2 separate regions of the Homo sapiens genome follow, and region 2 is linked to region 1. A link is a loop called in an ENCODE intact Hi-C map of the cell type or tissue named here. Cell type or tissue: endothelial cell of umbilical vein. All regions are shown on one strand. Links, peaks and the distances in the headings refer to the core of each region. The heading gives the core; the rest is flanking DNA.

The links. A loop is a pair of places that touch in the nucleus more often than their neighbours do. Peaks named below come from ENCODE experiments on the same cell type or tissue, not always from the same donor. Only the 100,000 strongest peaks of a DNase experiment are listed, where the experiment ranks them.
Region 2: a loop joins it to region 1, with 5 times the contacts of the local background. A loop is called at or near these places in 2 of 110 quality-filtered maps.

The regions. Positions count from the first base shown.
Region 1 is chr10:88,559,130-88,571,974 of GRCh38, forward strand. All of the region lies in intron 4 of RNLS (renalase, FAD dependent amine oxidase), which reads right to left. Among named protein-coding and RNA genes, the nearest start is that of RNLS, 18 kb to the right of the region's middle. In endothelial cell of umbilical vein, for the core only: a CTCF peak has its summit at 6,119 (motif pointing right); no DNase peak of the experiment used is centred there.
Region 2 is chr10:88,975,519-88,988,363 of GRCh38, forward strand. It overlaps a transcript of ACTA2 not described here and a transcript of FAS not described here. Among named protein-coding and RNA genes, the nearest start is that of FAS, 8.9 kb to the right of the region's middle. In endothelial cell of umbilical vein, for the core only: a CTCF peak has its summit at 11,638 (motif pointing left); DNase peaks (open chromatin) are centred at 7,873 and 11,623; H3K27me3 peaks cover 154 bases.

The sequences.
Region 1 (12,845 bases), core at 1,682-9,681:
TCTAGAAGTTATAGAAAGGAAGTTGAAGGTATTCATTATGGGTAGTATTTTATCATTATATTCTACAGTGCATAATAAATTTTGCATCTTTGTAGTATAACTTATTCATGTTTTACGTGTCAGTTTAAGCATATGTTAAGGTTAACAGCCTTTAGAACAACATTTCTCAAAGTCTTAAGAGTGTTTTCTTTCTTCCAATCTAATTAGATAAAGTTATTTACCACCTCAATGTATCCAGCCAGGTTTTGAAAGATAGATTCAGTATTTTTGATGAACTAAGACCCCTGTCATTTGTTCAACAGATGTTCCCCTCCAAGGCTCACCATAATCTGCCCCAAATCCATCTCTCTGGTTTTATCTTCTAAAATTCCCCACCATAAAGCCTAGCTCCTACCAAATCAGTCCATTTTCAGCCTCCCAAATATAAAATGAACATTTCTATTTCAAACTTTATGATAAGACCATTCTTCTCTCTAAAGCACTCTCTCCCTTTCCCACTGAATGTCCTCCAAGACGTTTTCAGATTGTTTCACTCATTCATTCATTCATTCATTCAATGCAGACTGAGAGCCTACATATACGAGGCACTCACAAAGGAATCCTGGGAAAACAGGAACAGGTAAGTCCAAGCAAGTACCTGTTTGAGTGGACTCTATATTCTACCAGAAAAGACACACATTGCACAATGGATTAAACTGTTAATTAATTAAAGTTGTGATAAGTGTTAAAAATACAAGTCACCGAAAACTACGAGCACATGTAATGGGAAAAATGGCCTGGTCTTGGGGGTCAGAAAGACTTTTTTTTTCTTGTATTTTTTATTAATATATCATAGTTTTACATATTTTTAGAGTACATGTGATATTTTGATACATGTATAAATATGTGATGATCAAATCAGGATAACTGGAATACCTATCACTTCAAATATTTATCTTTTCTTTGTGTTGGTTACATTATAATTCTTCTATTAGGAAGACTTTCTTGAGGAAGTGGTTTTGAGCTGAGGTTGAAGGATGAAAAAGGGCCTAAAGTAGGGCAGAGGGAGGTCAATAAACAAATCTGCTTGATGGTTATTATAAAATTAAGATATATTAGTAAAGATATGGCAAGGAAATTCTTGCCTTCCAGGCATTAAAACTTATTGCAACAGTATTTCTCCCAATTACTCTTGCTTTCTGTAAAGCTGGGGACAAAAAAAAAACCCAGTAATGATCTTACATTTAAAGAAGCCACCAGGAAAAGGTGTTAGCCAACAGCTCTCAAAAGATCTGGGAAACGATCAGTCAAAACTGGTCCCACTACCCTGAGCCCCACTACCCTGAGCCCCACAGCCCAGGCAATATAGGAAAAATATTCAAACAGATGTGAAAGCTTGGCCCTACAGAGAGTGCAATGTTTCTGGAGAGCTTTATCTTCCAAACCCCGTAAGCAGAGAGTAGTAGCTCCTCCTTAGGAGCCTACTGGAGAATGATTCAGAAGCAAACTCTGGGAGGGAGCTCCCAGGAGGAGTAACAGAGACCTGGTTCCCTGGCTATGTACTTGCTGAACTGTTGAACCCATGGGGACTAGGGCAAAGCTCTGCTGGTAGGGCTGCCTATAAGGAGGGGACTGTTAACAGCAACAGAAAGGTTCATAGGAGGCTAAACACTACCCACTGGCCAAAGAAACACACCACACATATGGTCTACATATAGACCATCATGGAGGAACAGGCAAGAGCAGCCAATTGCCCCTCCCTACCACCAAGAAGTCAGTCTTAGAGGCAATCAATGGTTCTGTAAGCTTATAGTTTGTAGATGTTCAGAGATAACACACACACACACACACACACACACACACACATACACACACAGACCCATAATCCACTCTGCTACAACTCTCTAGCACCACAGGTGCCACAGACAGGTCTAGCTGGAGTTTAGGGTAGAGAGAATGAGCTCCAAACTGAGACCGAAGTTTAAACATAAATACAGCGAGTCTTCAAAACCAAAGTGAGACTGTTCTAATGGCCAAAAGTGACCAGAAAGTTATAGCAAAGGACCAAGATGTCATTAAGGAATCCTCTCTAGATAGACATGGAGTTCAACATAGAGACGTTGAGGGCAGTTCTGGGAAAAAATAAAGCTGTCTCATGTTTACAGGTCAAATAGTTCAGACTCCTTAAAAATGACTTAAAACCACAAATTGATTATAATGAAAACAATGACGATATTGCAACACAAGTAAATAAATGGAACAGAACAGATATCCAGAGACAGACTCAAGTATATATGGAATTTAACATACGGCAAATGAGGAATTTCAATTTAGTGGGCAAAAAAATAATCTCTTATTAAATAAATGGTGCTGATATAATGGATTTCACTCTGGAAAGACAAAAAACAAAGCTAGATACCTTTCTCATATTTTATATAAACATATATTCCATATAAAGATTTTAATGTAAAGGATAAAAATTAAAAATATTAGGAATATAATTCAGAATACTTATATGACTTTAGAGTGAGGGAGATAATCCTTAGCAATCAGGAAGTCAAGTATCTATTAAAGAAAAAGACACACTTGACTAAATAAAAATCTTAAGAAATTATTATGGCAAATGAAATAATAAACAAAAGCAAAAGATAAATAAATGCTAGTCTAGGAAATATATGTAGTACTATATTACAAATATTGATATCCTTCATGTGTGAAATGCTCATAAAAAACAAATAATCCACTAGAAAAGTAAGCATAGGACATGACTGGGACATTTCACAGAAGAAAAACTCTAAATGACCAATAAGCTTATGAAAAGAGGCTCAATTTTACTTTTGGTCAAGGGAAATGCAAATTAATGCAAGAGCAATCAACCTGTTTTTACTTATCACTTTGGCAGAAATGTTAAGATTGATAAAAATTTAAAATATCCGGTCCTGATGAGTATATAGGCAAACAGGCATTGTCAAACGTAAGAGTGAGAATCATGACAAACTTTTTGGAAGGTAATATGGCAATACTTATTATAACATACAGGTTTTTTGAGCCAGAAATTTCACTTTGGGGATCTTATCACCCAATATAGCATTAAGAGCATCAGTTTATAAGAATATGTAAACAAGGATGTTTTTCAAGGCATAGCATTTAATAGAGAAAAAAACTGGAAACCACATGAAAGTCCATAGATAAACAAGAGATGAAAGACTAAATTCCAGTACTCCCAAACTAAAAAACTTTATGCAGCTGTTAAATAAAAATAAATCAGATGTTTATCTAAAATAATGTTGAGTAAATAAGCAAAGTGCAAAACAATAATTTTAGAAGGCACGCACAGTCATCCAAAGCTTTATATGGTTGGAACAAAGTGTGGAAGGGCACTCACTGAACTGTTAACATCAGTTAGCTCTGGGGAATGGAAAGGAGGGCAGGGCCAGGAATAAATAGGTTTGTAAGGAATAAGAAGAGAACCATGAATGAAATGACAATTTGTTGGGCATTCTATGAATAGACTGTGTGGGAAGGAATAAAGAGATACTTGATAAAACCAGCAAAAATTTAAAAATAGAAAAAAGTAAATAGTAGGCACCAATGAAAAGGATAAAAACAACATAGTACTTACCCCAATAAATGTAAAAGGGTTGAACTCATCTATCAAAAGAAAAAAATAAATAGTAGATACCAACGGAAAAGATAACAACACAGCAGTTATCTCAATAAATATAAAAGGGTTAAACTCTCCTATTGAAAGAAAGAGATTTTTCATGCTGGATTTAAAAACTCAGGTAGGTATATTGTTCTCTGGAAACATCTAAAACCAAGTAACCATAAATCAACAAAAGTGATCTTATTCACAATCTCCATAAATATTATAAAATATTTCTTAACATGCCTAATAAGTAATGTGTAAGATCTTATGATAAAAGCTATAAAATTTTACTGAGGACATTAAAAATACCTAAATAAGTGGAGAAATGTTTCATTTTCTTAGATGAGAAGATGATCTATTATAAAGATGCCAATTCTTCCTAAACTAATGCAGTGTAATTGAGTGTAATTCAAATCAATATTCCAACAGGAGTTTTTAATGAAACCTGATTCTAAAGTACACTCAGAGAAATAAAAAATAGATTAGCTAAGAAAAAACAGGACAAAAATCAAGCGGGCTTTATTCTACTCTACATCAACATAACTGTTTCCATAGGAAAAGAGTTTAGTGAAAAGAATCTTTATTTCATATTGGCAGTATTAAAGCCACACTTTGTTATACTGTAAATCTCCTAAATGCCCATCAAACTGGTTTACTACATTAAGGTAAATCAAAAGACGAGAGCACTACACAGTAAAAATAATGATGCACATGAATATTCACTGGCACTGAAAAGATACTCTTAATATACTGTAATATAGTTTTGAAAAATCCACTGAACAATTTCACATATCTTAAGTATAGCATTAAGGTCCAAGTTGATGATTAGATAGCTGAAGCCAGAGAATGTAGCCAGAGGTTGGAAAGAACAGAGTGACAGGAGGATGTGAGAAGCTTTGTTTTGCGTACCAGAGCATTATGTGAGGAAAGGAGTGGGATGGTATACAGGTCACCACTGAGAAAGCAGTTATTGAGTATCCCTGGAAAGTTAGAAAGGTACCCCCAAGATCTTTATTTTAATAGTTCATTTAAAAACCTAGCATCTATAAATGTACTGGAACTTTCAGAAACTATTATACTGGATGAACAAGTGCTATAATTTTTAAATGTAAGCAAAATTATTCAGTCAAATAATGTCTTATTAATTGAAAACTTTTCTACATTGAAATAAAGTAGCATTTCCTTAATTTGTGGTTGTATTTTAGAATTTTAAAAACAATTCCATGTTCTCCTAAATTATAATTAAACATACATATGCATATCTGTTCTATATCTGCATCTATTGGCATTGTAGATCTGTGAAGCTCTATATTTCTAGATAAAGAAATTTTATTTCTGTTATTCATATATTCACATATGGATGTGATCCTTTGGTTATTAGAGTTTGCCTTCTTGAGATCTTCTCCGCTTTTATTACATCTTTGCTATCACACAGCAACTAGAAATTAAAAAATTTACAAGGATAAATTATTTAGGGAAAACAAACTCCTTTCCCCATCCTCCAATCTAGGAAAGAGAAGCTCAACATTGTGTTTTGAAAGGTTGTGATGACTGCAAATACACACACACACACACACACACACACACACATGCACACACACACATGAGAAAGTAAAGCATCTTTCTCTTGCAGGATCTTAAGGTGGATTAAACTGGTGAATCCCTGAAAATCAGAGGGTGGGGGGTGGAGATGAGTGCTATAACTAGAAGTAAAACTAGGAGGAGAGATTAGGAATTCCTGAATCTAATGTTTAAGGGTCAGGGGTTTGAGGAATTTCTGTGCATGGTAGAGAGGAAGATCAAGTACACATGGAAGAGCTATGCATAACAGTGGTTAAGAGTACAAGCTCTGGAGTCATTTTACTGAGGTTCACATCTCAGTTTCACCAAGAATTGAGACAATAATAATGCCTAGCATTACTTTGAGGATTAAGTGATATAATCTTTGTAATAAGAATATAGAGAAAGTAGCACTATTATAGAATCAGAAAGTAAATCATAAGAGGGTCACAATATGATACATGAGGTTTCTCTATTCTCCCAGCTGGGAGGAAGTTTAATAAATGTAATAAATAATTGCCAAATGAAAAAACAATTACATCTGCTTCTTCCATAAGAAGCAAAATAGAGAGAGTTGGATGACAGAAAATCCAGACCACTCTATAATGTAAAGGGAATTCTTTCACATAAGATATGATACTTATGTTAATCCTAAAGGCTACATATGATTAGAAAGAGAGAGAAAGAGAATGAGAATGAGAAGAAAAACACAGGAAGCTACAGACGTGGCTGTTCATAGTCTGTACAAATGTGAAACATGTAGTACATTCCTAATTCTGTCACTCATTAATCAAGCACTTTTTGGTAAGTTATGTAATTCTAATGGGCCTAAATTTATTTCCCTGTGATATGCAGTTTTGTGAATATTATAGTTATAGTGTTATTCTATGTTTCTGTCATTTTCACAGTCCTCTCTAGTTTAGATTCTAAGGGGAACTACAATATATATTTCACACACTAGATGGCAATATATGGCTTTGTAAGTGGATGTCTTTTTCACAGAAGCCTAAGACGTCTAATAATCAAATAAGAGCTGATTTTTCTCCAGAAAACACAGAGAGAAGGGTAGACATTAACCAATTCTTCATACTGAGGTCATGTTTTAATCCCTTTGATTTGACCCACAGATGTTAAAGGATCTTGTGGGGACATTCTAGTTTAAGTCTTTAGTGCCAGAGAGAATTATTTCATAACAATGAATTAAACACAAAATGATTTCCATGGGGGTCCAATTCTGAATTGAGTCAGCTCAATATAACATCCAAAGACCCTCATCCTCAGTCAAATATACCAAGTCAATTATTCTTAAACTTTTTCATCATAAAGAGCCTACATATGGCACAATACTCCTCCACTAAAAAAAAAGGAAAGAAGATCTATTTCTTTTCAGCATGATACATTTTTTTAAAACAGTGTCAACGTTATCTTTCTTTTTTTTTTTTTTTTTTTTTGAGAGGGAGTCTCGCTCTGTCACCAGGCTGGAGTGCAGTGGCGTGATCTTGGCTCACTGCAACCTCCGCCTCCCAGGTTCAAGCGATTCTCCTGCCTCAGCCTCCTGAGTAGCTGGGACTACAGGCGCACTCCACCACACCCAGCTAATTTTTGTATTTTTGGTAGAGATGGGTTTCATCATGTTGGCCAGGATGGTCTCGATCTCTTGACCTCGTGATCCGCCCACCTCAGACTCCCAAAGTGTTGGGATTACAGGCAGAAGCCACCGCGCCCGGCCAATATCATTTTTTATAATAAGAGTAAACTATTCTTATTTTTAAAGTTATGATTATTCAAAAAATCGTAAAGAAGAAAATGAAAATCATATCTGAGCAATAGCCAATGTTAATGTTTGTCAAATTATTTCTGATTCATGAAAAAATATATAAATACATACTTTAATCTTCTTTCCAAGTTAAAAATATTTATAAATATTTCTGTTAATAAATATATTATTATATTAGTGGTCACTACCATTCTATTTTTCATGGGTATATATTTACAAAATGTACACAGGAAGTGTTCTGAGAACACATACCTTAACTGAAAAGTCTGGTCTTGCCCCACAACACTATTTTTCACAAAATTGACAGAATTGGTCCCATTTAAAGATGAGTAATGATTAACAAGAGACATATGCAGAGAAAAGGAGAAAGACAACAGAACAGAAAAGAACAGAACCTAAGAAATGAGCTGATGAAAAATACATATCAGAAAAATTTTGCCAGGAAGCAAATTAGTTCAACAAACACTCGGGCATTAGTTCAGTAACAGTAAAAGAATACAGGACCTCTTTGAAACAATACCTCAAGGAAGGGGCCAAAAGGAACTCTTGAAAATTACATGGATGACATGGAGAAAAGGCTAGAAAAAAAGTAATGCAAAGATCAAAGTTGAAAGTGAGTTAAAAGAAAACAGAAGCTTTGAGAGGGAGATACTTTAAGCTTTTGTAGATACTCTGAGATCATAATAAATGAAACAAATAAATCTTCCAATAAGTATTAGAAGGAAACTTACCTAAATAAGAGAAGAGCTGAATGTTCAAGGCAAAAGTGGACAACATAGCCCATGAAAAATGAACACAAAACTAGTAACAATAAGATATATACTTATGAAATTACTGGGCTCAAAGATAAAAAATATAAAAGAGATGGCTCTAAAGTAAAATATCCCTGAAAGGTTTAGAGGAAAAAGCATACACCAGAAAAAAGAAAATAAAAGAGAGAACATTTCATTTATAAAAGTTTATTTGAAAGCAAAATAAAATTAAAATGAAACTAAAGAGAGAACTTTTTAAGTCAAAGGATATAATTTTAATGAGGGTCTAGTACAAATCAAATAAAATCATAAAGCAAAAATTGCCACAAAAAAACCCAGGAAAGACAGAAAGAAAAGTAATAATAGTAGGTGAGTTAAGTTATCTTTCTCAGCCAAACACAGCTCAAGTGCACACACAAAATATAAGATGTAAAAAGAGCTAAATAAAATTATTAATTAGCAAGCCCTTAAACACATTTAGGAGACAGTCTATGACACGGTGTTGCTTTAGATGTCACTAATACAAATATTGAGAAATACTTTCAAAATGTAATGTTAAAGGATCTCTCTTGATATACAAAACTATGCAGTTTTTAAATATTGGAGTATGTAATTTACAGCACAAATGAATGTCCTGACTGATGGCTACACTGTATTTTTATAAAATGTTATAGTATGTTATTAAAACAATCTCAAAATCAATCCAATTATTGCCAACCTCCATGGCAATAAATTATCCTACTTTAAATGTCATTGGCAACAAACTAGAAGTAGATTCATGAAGAGATCATTCAAATTAGTCTCCCACTTTGCCTACAGGCATCTAATAAATATTCCAATTTCTTCTATATTATTATCACACACTGTACTAGAAAATAAGCTATATTATTTCTGCATAGTAGAAATGATACTCAAGGAAAAAAATGCTTTCAAAATTTAACAGCAGCTATACCCTTCCTCAGAAAACAATTTCTTCTATAGTTCTAAATCTAAGATCTATAAAACATATTTATTACCAGTTTTCTTTCTATTAGTGGCATAAAAAGCCATTTCTCTATCAAAACCAAGGTCAATGTTAGCTGTGCAACAAAGTCAAAAGCTACAGGCATATCAATACCCACTGCCATCCCACAGCCCTGAAGCCTTGTCCACCACGACCAGACTCTGTTATAGCTCATGGGCTTCAGGAAAGATGAGGTACCCTCTACAATTCAATGACTTGACGGGCCAGGGTCAGTGAGCCATGATGAAAGCAGGAGAAAATAAGTGAAATCTGTGCAGATACTGACAAAACAGAGCCACAAAAAAGTAAGAACATGCCATATTTTGTTTTCTGTTCCTGCATTAATTTGCTAAGGATGAGGGCCTCCAGCTCCATCATGACCTTTTATCTGGAATCCAGGTAATAGGGAAATCTATAGGGACAGATAGTAGATTAATGATTGCTTAGGGCTGGGGGCAGGGATGGGGATGGAGGGATGGGGGTGATAGCTAAAGGGGACAGAATTTCTTTTTGAGGTGATAAAAAATTCCAAAATTTACTAATTACAGACATTGATAATGGTTGCCTATATCAGTTATTATACTAAAAACCACTGAATTGTACATTTTAGATAGGTGAATTGTATGGTATGTGACTTATAATCTTAAAGCTATTTTTTTGTGTGTGTCGTTGTTGTTTTGTTTTGTTTTAAGAGGTGTGTCTTAGGGGTTGAGGAAGAAGTCAGGGAAGAGGTGAGCCAAGAGGTCCCAAGCAGGGAAGAGCATAAGACAGAGACTCAAGAGTAATCCAAGATGAGATGTCGCATGGGTTCATATAATCAATATACGCAAAGCAAAGGTGCAAATGTGAGGAAAAGAGATACAAATTGTTTGGACAGGCTGATGCTTTATGACAGCAGTTCTCAACCCTGGCTGCACAGTAGCATTACTTGTTTACAAGGCGAGTCACTTTTTGAAGATACATTCGTTGCTCTGTTCCAGAAACAAGTAGATTTGCTAAGGCACGGTATTAATAATAATTCTCACAGTGCGGCTTTGAACTGAATCTTCAGCATCACCTAGAAACTTGTAAAAAATGCAAATTGTCCATGCATACCTCGATACAACCAGAAACTCAGACTGTGGCCCAGTAATCTGTGTTTTAACAAGTCTTCCAGGTGATTCAGATGCAGGCATAAAAACAAACCAAAACAATGGCAACAAAAATCCACTAGAGACAGGGTGAACATTCTGCACCCAGACCCTTGATGTGAACATAATATGGTGTACCCTTCTAGTTCTTTTTGTCAGGCTTGGGAATAGCTATTACCAAGCAATTTTTCTAAGAAACTTTTGTTTTAACCTTTGTTAAGGAAAGCAAAACCCAGGTTTTAGCTATATTGTTCACAGACCTGAAAAGGAACTGAAACAGATGTTTTAGATATTTAAGGTTTTAACAGGAAAGTATTCCAATTTAAAAACCAAGATGTCACTTTTTTTTTTTTGTAACAGCAAAGTTGTGAGAAATCGGAAGTTCTCTCAAAGATTTAATATTTCAATTCTAGGGCATATAGATATTAGATTGGACTTCCCAGACACACTGGATGAAGGAGAGAGACAGCAGCTGGAGTACCAAAAAGGATGTCAATTCACATTCCTGGCATGATTCAGGACACCCTTCTTACCTGGTAAATAGAAATTCATACAGAGCAACATACTATTTGAAAATAAGTAAGTTGATAAAAAGTAAATGAATCAAAATGAACATATAGAACTAATTAAGTTAATGAAAGTCAAAGGAATATGTAAATACAATTTTCAGATCTGAACTTAAGCATAAACAACTAGTATTTTAAAAAATAAGGTCTACTGCAAAACAAGCAATGGGGAAAAGACTCCCTATTTAATAAGTGGTGTTGGGACAACTGGCTAGCCAGATGAACAAGATTGACACATGTTCACCTACGTAACAAACCTTCACATGTACCTCCAAACCTAAAATAAAAGCTAAAAAAATAAAAAATAAAAAATAAAGATTATATCATAGTATTCTAGCACCTTGACAAAAAAAGAATAAACAAACAAGTCTGAATAGATTCCTTTAAGAAATGGAATCTGTAATTTAAAATTTTACCACAAAGAAAACTCTAGGCCTAAATGGTTTTACCAGTGAATTCTTCTAAACATTTAGGAAAGAAATAACACCAAACTTGTATTAAAATGCTTCCCCTGAACAGAAACAGGAAAAATTTCCCAAATAATTCTATGAGGCCTACATACCTCCATGTCCAACAACTGGAGAAATTAATACAAGAAAAAATACTACAGCTCAATCACTCTCATGGACATGAATGCAAAAATCCTAAACAACATATTAGCAAGCCAAATTCAGATTTACATAAAAAGCATTAAAAAATAAGGTCCATTGTCAATATAGAGTTTTTCTTTCTTTCTTCATACAAATCCATATTTAATGAAAATAGAATATGAATAGAATAAGAAAAAAGTCTATTATGGGATTCTATTAATGAGAATTTTACAGAGAATGTGAAGAAGTAATACGGACCAGTGAAGTTTTTCCTTAGGTCTTTTGGAAACACATTCATTCAGTTGGTCAGTTGGTCATTCACTCAATTCGCAAATATTAAAGAACACCTATGCAGTAAACACTCATTGTTCTTGATTACTCAGCACACAAGTTCTCTTCATGGCAGTACCTATATTTATTTTGAGGTGTTACTTTGTCCCATTGATTACATGCAATGCAATAGGATTATAATCCAAGATGCTGCAATTCCCTAGCCATGAGGTGGGAATAAGACCCATGTCAGGTCAATAGGATGCTCTCTTGAAATTTAAGTCTTGGGCAGAGGCACAATGATACTGATGGGGCACATCTTTTCTAAAGGTCATATTCTCACCAGATTGTTGCCAGCTAGGGCTTTTTATATAATTCTTGTTCCACGGGGTTGGGGAATTAAAAACAGGGCACTTCAGTCAGAAGTTTCAAGGTTTCAATTATGCAAGGTAAGTAAATCCTGGAGATCCCCTGTATAGCCTAGCAACTATAGTTAATAATATCATATTGTATACTTAAAAAATTGTTAAAATAGTACATCTAATATGTTGTATATTCTTTTTTTTTTTTTTTTTTTTGGTTTGTTTTTTTTTTTTGACACAAGGTCTTGCTCTGTCACCCAGGCTAGAGGGCAGTGGCACAGTCAGGGCCTACTGCAGCCTTGACTTCCCAGGCTTAGGCAATTCCCCGCCTCAGCCTTTTGAGTAACTGGGATTACAGGAACATACCACTATGCTTTGCTACTTTATTTTTTTTTGTAGAGATGAGGTCTTGCTATATTTCCCAGGCTGACCTCGAACACCTGGGCTCAAGCAACCCTCCTGCCTCACCCTCCCAAAGTGCTGGGATTATAGGCATGAGCTACCACACCTGGCCTATGTTAAGCATTCTTATTACAAAAGAAAAAAATAACAAATAAAGGGGAAAAAGCTTTTGGAGGTGATGTGGATATGTTTATGGCATAGACTGTGGTAATGGTTTTAAGAATGTATACTTATCTCCAAATTCATCACACTGTATACAGTATGTACAGCTTTTCATATGTCAATCATACTCAAAGTGATTTAATAAAAGAGGACTCATGCAAGGGCTAAAAGATGAGACCACATGCTCTCTAAGACTCCCTTCAATTCTGAGTTTCTATGATTAAAATGAACACCGTCAGCTAGGATTGTAGTATCAGTAAGGAAAACTGGCCTGATGAAACAAAAGCTAACTGAGCAAGTGCAACTTCTTGGAGAAATGTATCCTCCCTGCCCCAGTACTTAATACCTTTATTCCCTTTTTGTTTCTCATATCTGAATTCCTTCCTACTACTTAGTACAGGAATTTTAGCTTTCAGACTCCTCACATGTGCCTTTTGCTGACATTACTTCCCTGTTCACCTCTGGATCTCAGAGTTGACTTAGAATAAACCCAAAGTCTCCTGTTGTTCACATGTATACTAGAAATTCTAATTTGGCCACTGGCTTACTATCTTCTCCTTCCCACTATCCCCAGCATTTCTGGCAGTAAGAGTGCAAATTCTACCACTGCCATCCCACCTGCACTGAGTTACATCTCATCTGT
Region 2 (12,845 bases), core at 4,846-12,845, 420 kb after region 1:
ATGGTACAGGAAGGGGCATGGAGAGCAAAGGGAACTATCAGCAAATAAATGTGTGGGCTCTGGGCTTAGGAAAATGGGGCCCTGACTACTTTTCCACTGGATCGTAAGTTCCATGAGAGTAGGATTTTTTTTTTTCAATGTTGGTCAATGCTGCGCCTCCAGGTCATAAAACAGTGCCTGGCACATATTGGCCTCTTAATAAATATTCGAGAATTAAAGAAAGGCCACAAACCAGGAGATACTTGACAGAGCAGGAGGTGACTTGGTGACTTGAGCTTTTGAGGCTCACCTCCATTGAATCTGTCCTCTATGCTTAGATTCGGGGAGTTTTTAGTGCACTATCAGTATACAGTACTACTCCCATTGTGTTATACCATAATACTATGCAGTGAGATTAATAGAAGCCAAATTTCTTTCCTCTTCATTTGGCTGACAAATTAATTGTCACCAAAATCTGATGTCTCTTTCAAGTTTGAGGCAAGGTCAAATGACCCAGCCACTGAATCTTATGTCCCATCCCGATTAGGACCCAACCATACATTACTATTATCAATTAGTTATAGTGATAATATAATGTGTAATACAGGGGTGTCCAATCTTTTAGCTTCCCTGGGCCACATTGGAAGACTAAGAATTGTCTTGGGCCACACATAAAATACACTAACACTAACTATAGCTGATGAGCTAAAAAAAAAATCGCCAAAAATCTCATAATGTTTTAAGAAAGTTTACGAATTCGTGTTGGGCTGCATTCAAAGCCATCCTGGGCTGCATGTGGCCCACGGGCCGTGGGTTGGACAAGGTTGGTATAATAGATAACATATAATTAATATATTGATATTATCACAAATGCCAGAGTAAACAAGGGGAAACTATTTAGTCTCTAACAAAAGGATTGATAGGCCAAGGAAAATATATTGGTTCATTATGAGGATCACGGAAAATGGAGAAAATTAGTACATTAATTACATTTGAATAGTCCTTCCATTGTACTGAACTAATTCAAGTGTTTTGACCCTAAAATTTTGTAGTTCTATAGCAAAAACCCACTTCCTTTCCACTAAATTGAAAATGACTAACATATCTCTAATGTACCCTGAACATAATCAGCAGCAATTCAATGATATTGTGTTATTTTAAAATACACACCAACTATTGAGACAGATGATTATAATTTTAAATTAACAAAATTGTATTCATAATTAAGAAGCTATGATAGAAATAAAGTGTTGAACAGAATTTCTTGAAAGTATTTTTACTAAATAAAACCAAATGTAAAGGTCCAGGTGCTGGGTAGAGTTGAAGTTTGAAAATTGAATAAAATAATTCTTTCATTAAATATTATTAGAGCTTCTTAGAGGCTCAAACCAATGCTGATGTTTGTAGAGAAGTTGCATTGTGCTTGAGATCCTTATATCTGGTGAAGGTAATTTTTGCCCACATTCCCCAGATTCCTTTAGATTAGCAGCAAAATGTATGCCTACATATCCCAAAGGAGAAGCTTATTTTCTGCTATTTTGACATCTAATGAATTAATGCTTGTGTGGACTGAATTGTTAAAAAATTTAAGATAATTTTCTCCCATTTTGTAGGTTGCCTGTTCACTCTGATGGTAGTTTCTTTTGCTGTGCAGAAGCTCTGTAGTTTAATTAGATCCCATTTGTCAATTTTGGCTTTTGTTGCCATTGCTTTTGGTGTTTTAGACATGAAGTCCTTGCCCATGCCTATGTCCTGAATGGTAATGCCTAGGTTTTCTTCTAGGGTTTTTATGGTTTTAGGTCTAACATTTAAGTCTTTAATCCATCTTGAATTGATTTTTGTATAAGGTGTAAGGAAGGGATCCAGTTTCAGCTTTCTACATATGGCTAGCCAGTTTTCCCAGCACCATTTATTAAATAGGGAATCCTTTCCCCATTGCTTGTTTTTCTCAGGTTTGTCAAAGATCAGATAGTTGTAGATATGCGGCGTTCAACCTACTCATCTGACAAAGGGCTAATATCCAGAATCTACAATGAACTCAAACAAATTTACAAGAAAAAAACAAACAGCCCCATCAAAAAGTGGGCAAAGGACATGAACAGACACTTCTCAAAAGAAGACATTTATGCAGCCAAAAAACACATGAAAAAATGCTCATCATCACTGGCCATCAGAGAAATGCAAATGAAAACCACAATGAGATACCATCTCACACCAGTTAGAATGGCAATCATTAAAAAGTCAGGAAACAACAGGTGCTGGAGAGGATGTGGAGAAATAGGAACACTTTTACACTGTTGGTGGGACTGTAAACTAGTTCAACCATTGTGGAAGTCAGTGTGGCGATTCCTCAGGGATCTAGAACTGGAAATACCATTTGACCCAGCCATCCCATTACTGGGTATATACCCAAAGGACTATAAATCATGCTGCTATAAAGACACATGCACACGTATGTTTATTGCAGCATTATTCACAATAGCAAAGACTTGGAACCAACCCAAATGTCCAACAATGATAGACTGGATTAAGAAAATGTGGCACATATACACCATGGAATACTATGCAGCCATAAAAAATGATGAGTTCATGTCCTTTGTAGGGACATGGATGAAATTGGAAATCATCATTCTCAGTAAACTATCGCAAGAACAAAAAACCAAACACCGCATATTCTCACTCATAGGTGGGAATTGAACAATGAGATCACATGGACACTGGAAGGGGAATATCACACTCTGGGGACTGTTGTGGGGTGGGGGGAGGGGGGAGGGATAGCATCGGGAGATATACCTAATGCTAGATGACGAGTTAGTGGGTGCAGCGCACCAGCATGGCACATGTATACATATGTAACTAACCTGCATAATGTGCACATGTACCCTAAAACTTAAAGTATAATAAAAAATAAATAAATAAATAAATAAAATTTAAGATAAGCTCTTGACTGTCCTTTTCACATAAGTGGGTGAAGTTGAGAAAACATAACTGTGAATACATTTGTTGTACTCTGCTCAGCCTTTCATCACCCCTGCTCTGACCTGTTGGAAAGTGGTAAGAGAGAGAAAAGATTCTGTTCTATTGAAAGCCAATCTCAATGGAAAGAAGTGACAACCAGTCAGGCTCATGCTGAGAGATGGGTCTAGTCATGAGCCAGGCTCAGTTCATTTGCACCACGGCTCCAGCTCACCCTACTTCAGGGAACTGAAGATGTCTAGGTGTCTGGGTCACCCTGAGAGGGGGAGTTTATTAAAATGAATCCTCTCTTCTACAAATTCATGCTAAATTGTTCCACGTCTAATGGTAATTTCTCCAAAAAGCCTTCTATGACACCTGAAGCTATTAGAAGCAACCTTCCTTATTCTTTCTGTCCTTGAATTTGATCTCTTCTCTATTATTATTATTATATTATTATTATTAATAGGAACTAATATTCATCAAGAATTTACTGTTTCTGGCACTGCATAGCATCTTTTCTATGAATTACCTCCTTTCATCCTCCTAATAAGCATATAAAGTTTATTCTGTTAATATTTGTTTTATAAATCAGAAAACTGAAAGCTCAGAAAACCTTTTTATGTTTAAAAACACTGTCCACTGCCTGAAACACTGAAAACAAAATGGATAAAAATTAAGTACAATTAAAATTATAGATTCTTTAGCTTCTACTAAGCTGGTTTTAATGGGTTATGATGTTGTGTATGAGCGTAGGGATCTGGGGAGGAGAGATAAGGAAGGGAAGAAAGTGAGTACTGAGACAAAAAAGCAGAAAAAAAAAAATGAGGTCAGCGAGTTTCCCGGCTCTGCCGCAGGGTGCCTTGCCAGCCTTGGCTCCTAGGAAGGGAAGACTTGTGGCTCACCACAGACCAGATTCCTGCTGACTTCAAAGAGAGACGTTCACAAGGAGAAGATGCCAGCATTCAGGACAGATGAGAGTCTGGCCAAATAATTGTCAGGAACCCTTAAAATGTAGGCTACTCATCTTGGGATGATTTTAAACAGTAATAAGTGTAGGCAGCAATAACCCTAATGAAGTATGGGGAAAGAGAATGTGAGAGTCTCACACTAGGGCTGTTCTCTCTCACTCTCCCTCTCTTTTAATTGTTAATGATGACTTTTTTTTTTTAACAAGTCTACATAACCTGAGAGATGGGGCGAGAACAGCATAAATGCCATGGTTTTGATCCTCCTATCAAAAATCAGGACAAAATCTAAACTCAATTCGATCAGAAAAGGTTACATGTGCTTGACTGTATAATTTGCTAGCCATTTGTTTAGTCCTGACTCTCTAATCAAATGCCAGGAGGATCCAGAGAGCAACAGCAAAGGTCATTTCTAGTGCCTGTGTCCTCACCACACACCTCCTCACACATGTGTAAAGCACCTACAAAGGCTTTGGGGTAGATCCTGGCAAAATGGAATAATAGAAGATATAGTTCTTACGTTCAAAGAGCTTCCAAGCTATTTATGGAGCTTGACAGATGCAGAAAAAGGCAACGCTAATTTGCAAAGTCTGTAGTTTCAGAAGATGGCCAGCTGAGCCGAAAGATAAAGTGGACTTCTTTCCACTTGAAATTTTATTTCATTTATTAATTTTTAAGTTTTGTTCACCACTTCTACTTTTCCCACCCTTCTGGTCTGGACAGAAATGAAATAGTTCAGTTTTAGGCACGATAAGAATTCAAGGTGGTGAGTGGAACATGAGCAGGAATTAAACATAATGCACTTTAAATGTACAACTAAGAAGTCAGGGCATGAGGTATAGATTTGAAGAGCATCTGGGAAGAGGTGATGGTTGACACTTCAGGCCTTCTTTGAAGCTAGGGGACCTGAGGACTGAGGAGAGCACATTAGCAAGCATCAGGACGCTGAACATAACCACAGTGGAGGTGACAGGGAAGCAACAGCCAGGGATAAATAAGAGCCAGAACTGTGGTGTCTGGTGAGCCAAAAGAGAGACGCATTTCACAGGCAAAGAGAGGCCAGGCCTGATGCTTATAATTACTCTAATTTGTCATCCCCAGTAATCTGTAGAGTCCAGGAAGGCAAGGAATGTTCTTATCCTGCCTACTGCTATTCCCTGAGGCCTAACACAGTCCATGGTACAAAGTAGGTACTCGTAAGTATTCGTTTAGTTAAGGAAAATTGTTGGGATCTTAGACTTAAGCTCAAAGCCTCCATTCAAAGAAAGTGGCCAAAATGTCCCCCCTCTGGAGCAAGTTGCATTCTGATTAGGAATGAGACTCGAGCCATATAAAGTCAAGTACAGTTACAAGGCAATGATAAGAAAGAATGAGGTAGCTCAATTCCAAATGAATCTGGATTTATCTGATATGTAAATTTAAAAAGAGAGAGATAATTTTCCCAGACTCCAAATGCCAAATCAGTTTCACTCCCTCCTCAAAAGTGCTGAGAAAGTTCTAAATTTGGAAAGGTCACAAAGGGATAAAGTGAGTCAGAGGAGGCTTTGGTTTGCCTTATATGAAAAGTGGGATTTGGACTATGGAGGAATAGGGTCCTTCCAGAGGGGATGTTTGAATGACAGAGTAGGAACAGGGCATGGGGAGGCCAACTGCGAGGAAGTCAGCACAAGCAAAGGGCAGGCCCAGCAATATCCAAGAGAGAGCGGGGCCAGTCCACAGGGTGTTCAGTGTGGAGCCTCCAGACCTGTGTCCTAACTCGAGCTCTGCCACATACTCGCTGTGTGCAAATTAGTTAAACTCACCTAACCTATGTTTCTTAATCTGTAAAATGAGGATAATATTAGATGTTAAGATTAGGTGAGGATCAAATGAGACATTGTGTGCATAAAGCACTTTTCCTGTGCAGTTAAACCCTTGATAAATATTAGCCACTTATTAACCATCGGGTTAAGAGAGAAATGACTTTTTTTTTTTAAAGAACTGGCCATTGCTTTATCTTCCATCGTCGTGATTTATACTTTTTAACTATATTCACACCAGGAAAAGTTGATAGTAAATTTCATTTTGGGTGAGGTCTAGACTAGTATCCGTGGAAAGGAAGGCAAATTGAAGAGGTATGATCCTAGGACAGAGGAAGAACCAAGGTCAAAACAGGGACATTTCCCAATTCAATCCAACAGCTGCTTTGTTAACAGTACCACAAGCAGTGGGGTGGGCAGAGTGGGAGACGCATCATATCCTGGGAAGGGAACACTGTAGGGAGGGAGAGAGAGGCTGGATGGGGGAAACGGTAGATAAAAGATTGGGCAAAGTAATTTAGTCCCAGTCCCAGATACTACGTGTTTCAGTCTGTGCTCGTGGGTATGTAAAGGTTTCAGATGGGCTTTCCATGAAAAACAGCAATGAGGCAAACCGTCCCATTCACTAAAAAGACAGGCATTATCATGATACTGTGCAAAGAGCCCAGGCTTTAGAGTCAAGCAAATCTTGATACCTTTACTTGACACATGAACTTGATCGAGTTACCTCTATGTGAATCAGGAAAGTTATTCTTTCCCTGTAGGTGTGGGTATGAGAATTAAATAAGTTAGTATATATAAAAGGGTCTAACACATAGTGAGTGCTTGATTAACTGGTATGTGTTAGTTCAAGAAGGCAGTATGTTGTTATATGCGAGAAGCAATTGCTTTGGTTCAAACCCCAGCTCTACAGCTTACTGGTTGGGTGACTACTGCAAGATCCTCAAGTGCTTGGGCCCATGTTTGTTTCACCTATATTGTGCACACAATAAGAAGACCTACCTCCCAAGATTTTTATGAGCATTGAATGAAATCATATTTATAAAACCCACTAAATGGTACCTGGCTCATACTAAGTGATCTAAATGAAGAGGTATTATCATTAAGAAGCAATTAAAAGTTGCATGTGTATGAAGTTAACAGCTTTTAACATAAAAGACAATGGATTATTTGGTAAGAGATCTCACCGAGCTTAAATGTGTTTTTTTCTTTTTTTTTTTGAAATGAGGAAAGGAAGACATAAATGGCAGAATATGTGGTACAGAACTGTAAGATACATGTCCCACGACAGAAATAAAAAAGGCAGAGATTCACTGAGGGGGGAATTCATGGACATTTATGGTCACATTATCCTGATTGGCTGAGGGAGTCAGCAGGCTTCTAGCCAGTTTTCTTGCTGTTCACAGAAATAAAAGCTCAGTGTCTTTGAAAATGAACTAAGTTTTTTTTTCTTTTTCTTGATAGGAAAATGTATTTATGTAGTCAAGTAAGACTTGTTTCTGCTAAGTAAAAATTCAGCCTAAGCAGTGTAATATGAAGCTAAATGGAGACTGGATACAAATATGTTTATAATGAGATTACTGAATTTGTTGATTTCCCTACATTTCCCATCTACTACCACTAAAGAAATGCTGTAATAATAATATAACTGGCCAAAGTGGTAAAAGTGGGGTTAATTGGTCCTTATCTGTTTGAGGTAAACAACCGAACTGATGAGTGGTTTCCCTGAGCAAAGACTCTTGCTACTTCATGTGTCCTTTCCAGAACGTGGCATCAACATCACATGGGAGCTGGTGAGAAATTCATAACCTCATACTTAGACCTACCGAATCAGAATCTTAATCTTAATAATATTGACAGGTAGTTTATATCCATATTGAGGTTTGAAATGCACTGAGTTAGAGTGTGGAGTTATGGCCACACTGTCTTAATTAGATTATCTTTATTTCAATCCAATTTGCATGGCTATGTGAGCTATGATTCTTAGAGGAGTGAACATAAACAGCAAAAATTCTTACTTAGCAGACTTACCCAGTGCAAGAAAGAGTTCCCTTATCTCACTGTATTATGATCTTAGTCAATATGACCCGGAATTTAAGAAAATAATATGACAAGAGTATGGTTTTAATCAACCGGAAACCATGTGTTCAACAGAACAACAAAACAAGAAGGCTTTGTACTTACTTAGGGAGTTTACATCTTGATGATAAGGCCACTGAGGTAACTAAAGAGGAAATGGATTCAGCATAGGCTTTGGAAGTTCACTTCTGTTACCTAGTAACTGTGTGACTTTGGGCAAGTCTTTCCAAGTTTCTTTTCTATAAAATAGGATGGTAACAGGACCTACTTTACAGGGAGTTGTAAGGTTTAGATAAGTTAACAGGTTATGCAAAAAAAAAAAAAAAAAAAAAAAAAAAAAACACACACACACACACACACACAAATGTTCTGGACATTATATAAGCATTAGATATTACTGATATCTTATTTTTGTTTATTTTTAAATGTCTGTCCCTTTAAACCATTCCTTTCAACATATTTGTGTGGTTTAAATAAAAATAAGTTTGAAGAAATTTCAGAAAGAACTTTGATAAACCCATTGAATGACTTGGAAATTCCAAGGGGATTTCAAAGCCAGGTGGAGGAATGCCTGCTTAGTGTCTTTCCTCAGTGCAAAGGCTGATAAAGGCCTCAATTTCTCCCTCAGTTTACTGTGATCAGAGACTTAGGCTGCCTAGTTATCCTTGTTGCCTGGACAAAAAACTCTTTAGATGCATGCAGGTTTGTGTAGAGTTTGTGGGGAGGTTTCAGATGGTAAAATGCCTCTTCCTACCTCAGGTGAGGGGAGGGTTACTATCATTCCTTTTTCACAGAGCTATTCTAGTTCTGTTTATAAGTAGTGTTCTTTGTATAGTGGATGTTGAGCAAACACTTGTTAAACTATAGGAAGTTATAACATCGGGAGAATTTCTAACAACTGCAAAGTGTTCTGATATGTAATAAATTGCCTTGAGAAATAGTAGGAGCCAGTGCTGGAAGGAGTCAAGCTAAGGCTGGTGTAGTCTCCTAGGGCTGTTGTAGAGAAGAGTCTAAAGTGGGAGGTGTTGATCTTATGGTCCCAGAGGTCTCTCCCATACTACCTTTCTGCCTGTATAGGTCAGAATCTATTAAGAGTGAGTAGGAATGGATTACACCCCACAGTCATGAAGGGCCTTAAATGATAGTAGCACACTAGTGTCATATGTCAAGTGGCAAATGACACTAGCACCAAATGTGATTCTGCATTTAAGTTCTAAGTATTAAATGCATCTATTTGCTATATGAAAACATAAGATATCCCAGTGTTTGCAAACTGGTTCAATATTGTGTTGATTTTTGTTTTGCTTTAATACACTAAGGGAACTTCAAAAGGCTGATGTGGTCCATGCTCTCTGAGCCAGGCCTCTCTTGACTTCTTATGTTTAGTTATTCATGAAACCACTGGGCCTGTCTAAATGGCCAAGTCATATAGGAAGAGACAGAGTGAAAGGGAGAGCAAGAGCTAGAGTGAGAGAAAGAGAGAGAGACATCTTCTCACCTTCAGACCTGATCAGAGGCAATAATGGGAGACCATGGGAGGGGAGAGCCTGATCTGATGATTCCTTTTCAGTTATTTTCTGGAAAGTTTAAAAAATATGGTATTCTTCATGGAGAAGCCAAGATGTTAGGCTGCAGGCAGTGCTTATGCTCTCTAGCCTAGTGAGGAGGAAAGCAGTATAGGTAAATAAAATGACATTTAGTTGGTAATATAGGCAGGGCCTATATCAACTGCCACCTATAAAAGGCGTTGGTGATGGTCTTTAGGGGGCCATTGGCAAATTGCTACAACAAAATAATAAAATAAATAAAATAACAAAATCCAAGTTTATCTCCCAGAATCTATCTGGGCATATCATTACTGTTGGAAAGACTTATGTTTACCAGGTGAGAAAACTGATGCTGAGAGGGGTTAAATATTATGCACAGCTTCTCACATCTAGTGAAGTAACTGAACTAGGATTTATATCTAGGGACTCTGTCCTTCATAGGACAAGTTGCTAATTTGGGGGTGTTCTCAGGGAGAGGAAAATGTCTATATGCTCATATGCACAGATTATCCAAATCAAAACTCTTTCTCCCCATTGTCCTTTCTCAGTTGAACTAGATGTTAATACCACTATTGTATTAGTCGACTAACATTGCCTTCTGCAGAAAACCACCTATGTCTCCTTTCTACCCAAGTGCTCTGGGGCTCCTCCCCTGCCCATTCTCCTCCAACATCCCATTCCACATTCTCTTTCTATCTCTGCAGGACTCCCTGTAGTCCTCCCTGCCCATCCATTATCTCCCTCAAGCTGTCCCCTCAGCCTTTTCTAACAGGGAAAGGCTGGTGCCCTGGTAAAGAGTCCCCCACCCCCATCCCACTCCCTGGCACTAGATGGGCTTGGGAGACAATGACTGCCCCTCCCTCATGCTGTTCTGATGTCTCTTGTTCCTTCCAGTCACCTCCCTTCCAGGCCCATGAGGAGGGCCTGAGGCCCACACTAGCTAGTCTTTTCTCTGGAGGTTGTTTGGGGGCAGGGAGGAAGTCTAAAGTAGAGAGAAAGCGCTGCCATGCCTTAAGCCAACCTTTCCAGAAGTATAATGCCCTTGCCACTAGTAGTTTGGGAAACAATTTTTATTGGCATGCAGGCAAATATTTTGTTTCAATAGTGGCATATTTATTTTTATGGATACCTTCTATTTTTGGCAAGGAATGCTGATTTTCCATTTATGGTTATAATGTAATGTTTTATTTTAAAAACAAAATGACTTAGGGAACAAAATAAGTTGACTTAAAAATAAATTATTAGTTAAATATATATTTAGTATATACAAGTAGACTACAGAAATGGCAAAATAGATTGAAGTTGAAGAAACATTGCCTTAAGCTAAGCCCACTCAGGATGAAATTTTATCTGCCCCCAAATCAACATCTCTTGAAAAGTGGTCCCTATCTTTCCTTGTGTCAGTTCTTAACACCCAGGGGGTAGGCATGCTTCTCATGTTTGTTTTCATAGAATATCTGTGTTTTCAGGGGACCACCATATGCAAAAATGTCAGGGGAGGGGTACTCAATTGGATTAAGAAGCCAGGGCCCACAGAACAGATGTTTTCACCCTACTAACCCAATTGCTGTCTGCTTTTTAGTTGCCACAGTCTAAACATTCTTTAATGCATTGTCTTTTTCAGTCATTGCTCAAGAGGTAGGTTAGTATACCAGTTTTCATAGTGGGAAAAATTAGGAGACTTAATAATTTGCTGCATATCTTGGTGGCCAAGTTTTCCAGCCCTGGTCAGTTAGGCTTTAGGACACTTTTCTTAGGCTTCAGGAATGTGAGCATGGAAGTAGTACAGAAAGGAAGTAGTACAGAAAGGAAGTAATACAGGAAGGAAGTAGTGCAGGAAGGAAGTAGTGCAGGAAGGAAGTGGTACAGGAAGGAAGTGGTACAGGAAGGAAGTAGTGCAGGAAGGAAGAAGTATAGGAAGGAAGTAGTGGAGGAAGGAAGTAGTACAGGAAAAGTGGTTGTAAGCCATTTAACTTACTTTTTTTCATCTGAACTGTGACCCCCAAATTATCAATTTGTCTTGTGAAGTCACTTCATTTAGGAAAAGCAATGTAAAAGTAAAAATTAGTATTTATTGTGTGTACTAGGTGATTTGCATATGTCATTTCTTTAATCCTGTAGGAAATAATATGTTCTCCAGGAGGTGACAATGTCTATATGATTAGATTCACAGATTACCTATCCAAATCTAAGATCTCCGTCCTCTCTCTTCCTTTCCCAAGAACCCATACATATTTCTATTAATTGGTAGAAATAATTATTAATAGACTTTGTCACTTGGCCACTGTGGGCTCTGACGCCCTCTAGTGACAGAAAAATTCTTTGGTAGAAGAAGTAATATCCCTAGATAGCAGTCTACAGAATTGTTTAAGCAATTATCTTTACTTGAGCTTGAAACTAGAATAGCTAATTTGTAACAATTAACTTTTGTAACAAAAGAATTATTATACTGATCAAAGTTCTGATAATTTATCAGTTAAGATTTTTTCAGTTGTAAGAATCTAGCTTAAGCAGAAACTAAGAATTTGTAGAGTTGGGTAACTTTGGGTGGTCCAGGGTTCAATTTCAGAACCAAATGCATCCAGAACTTGGATAGCTCTACCAACCTTGATCTTTCAGCATGGTTTCCTCTCAGTGTGGTTTCCTCTCAGCATGAGTTGACTGTTTTCAGCTCTGGCAGGGCCACAAGCTCCCTTCACAACCAACCACATCAGTTTCACATCTCACATATTTCTACTTCAAATCCAATGAAAAAGAAAGGGTTTGTGTCCCAGTGTTTCCAGTAAAGATCCCAAAATCTACTCCAACTGAATGTGATGTGCTGATTGGCTTAAGCCAAGTCACATTTCCCACCCACTACCTCCCTCCACCTACACATATACCCAAGCCCTGGGATTGGTACCAATGCCACTGTGATGGTTAATTTTATGTATCAAATTAGCTAGGCCATGGCACTTGGCTATTTAGTCAAACACTATCTTAGATGTTTCTGTAAAGCAATGTTTTGGATGGGATTAACATTTAAATCTTTACACTTTGAGTAAAACATTTGCTTTCTATAATGTCAATAGGCCTTATCCAGTTAGTTGAAGGCCTTAAAAAAGAAAAAAAAAAAGACTGACTTCCACTGAGTGAGTGAGAATTATGCCAGCAGACGGCCTTTGGACTTGAACTATAACTTTTTCATGGGTCTCCAGCCTGTTGGCCAATGCTAAAGTTTTGGACTTGCCAGCCTCTACAATCACGTGAGCCAACTCCTATCTATCTTTCCATTTATTCATTCTCTTGGTTCTATTTCTCTAGAGAACCCTGACTAAAAGAACCACTCACATCAAATAGTTAAGAAGAGGGGAGAGGGACAGTTTTTCTAAAGACAACTTGGAAGTACTATTACCAGAAGGAAGAAGAAGGAGAAAGGCAGGATAAACAGTCATGGATATACACTATAGCTGGGAGTTATTAAAATCAACTTATTGCAATTTAGTAAAAACAATTTGGTTGACAACATTTTTTAAACA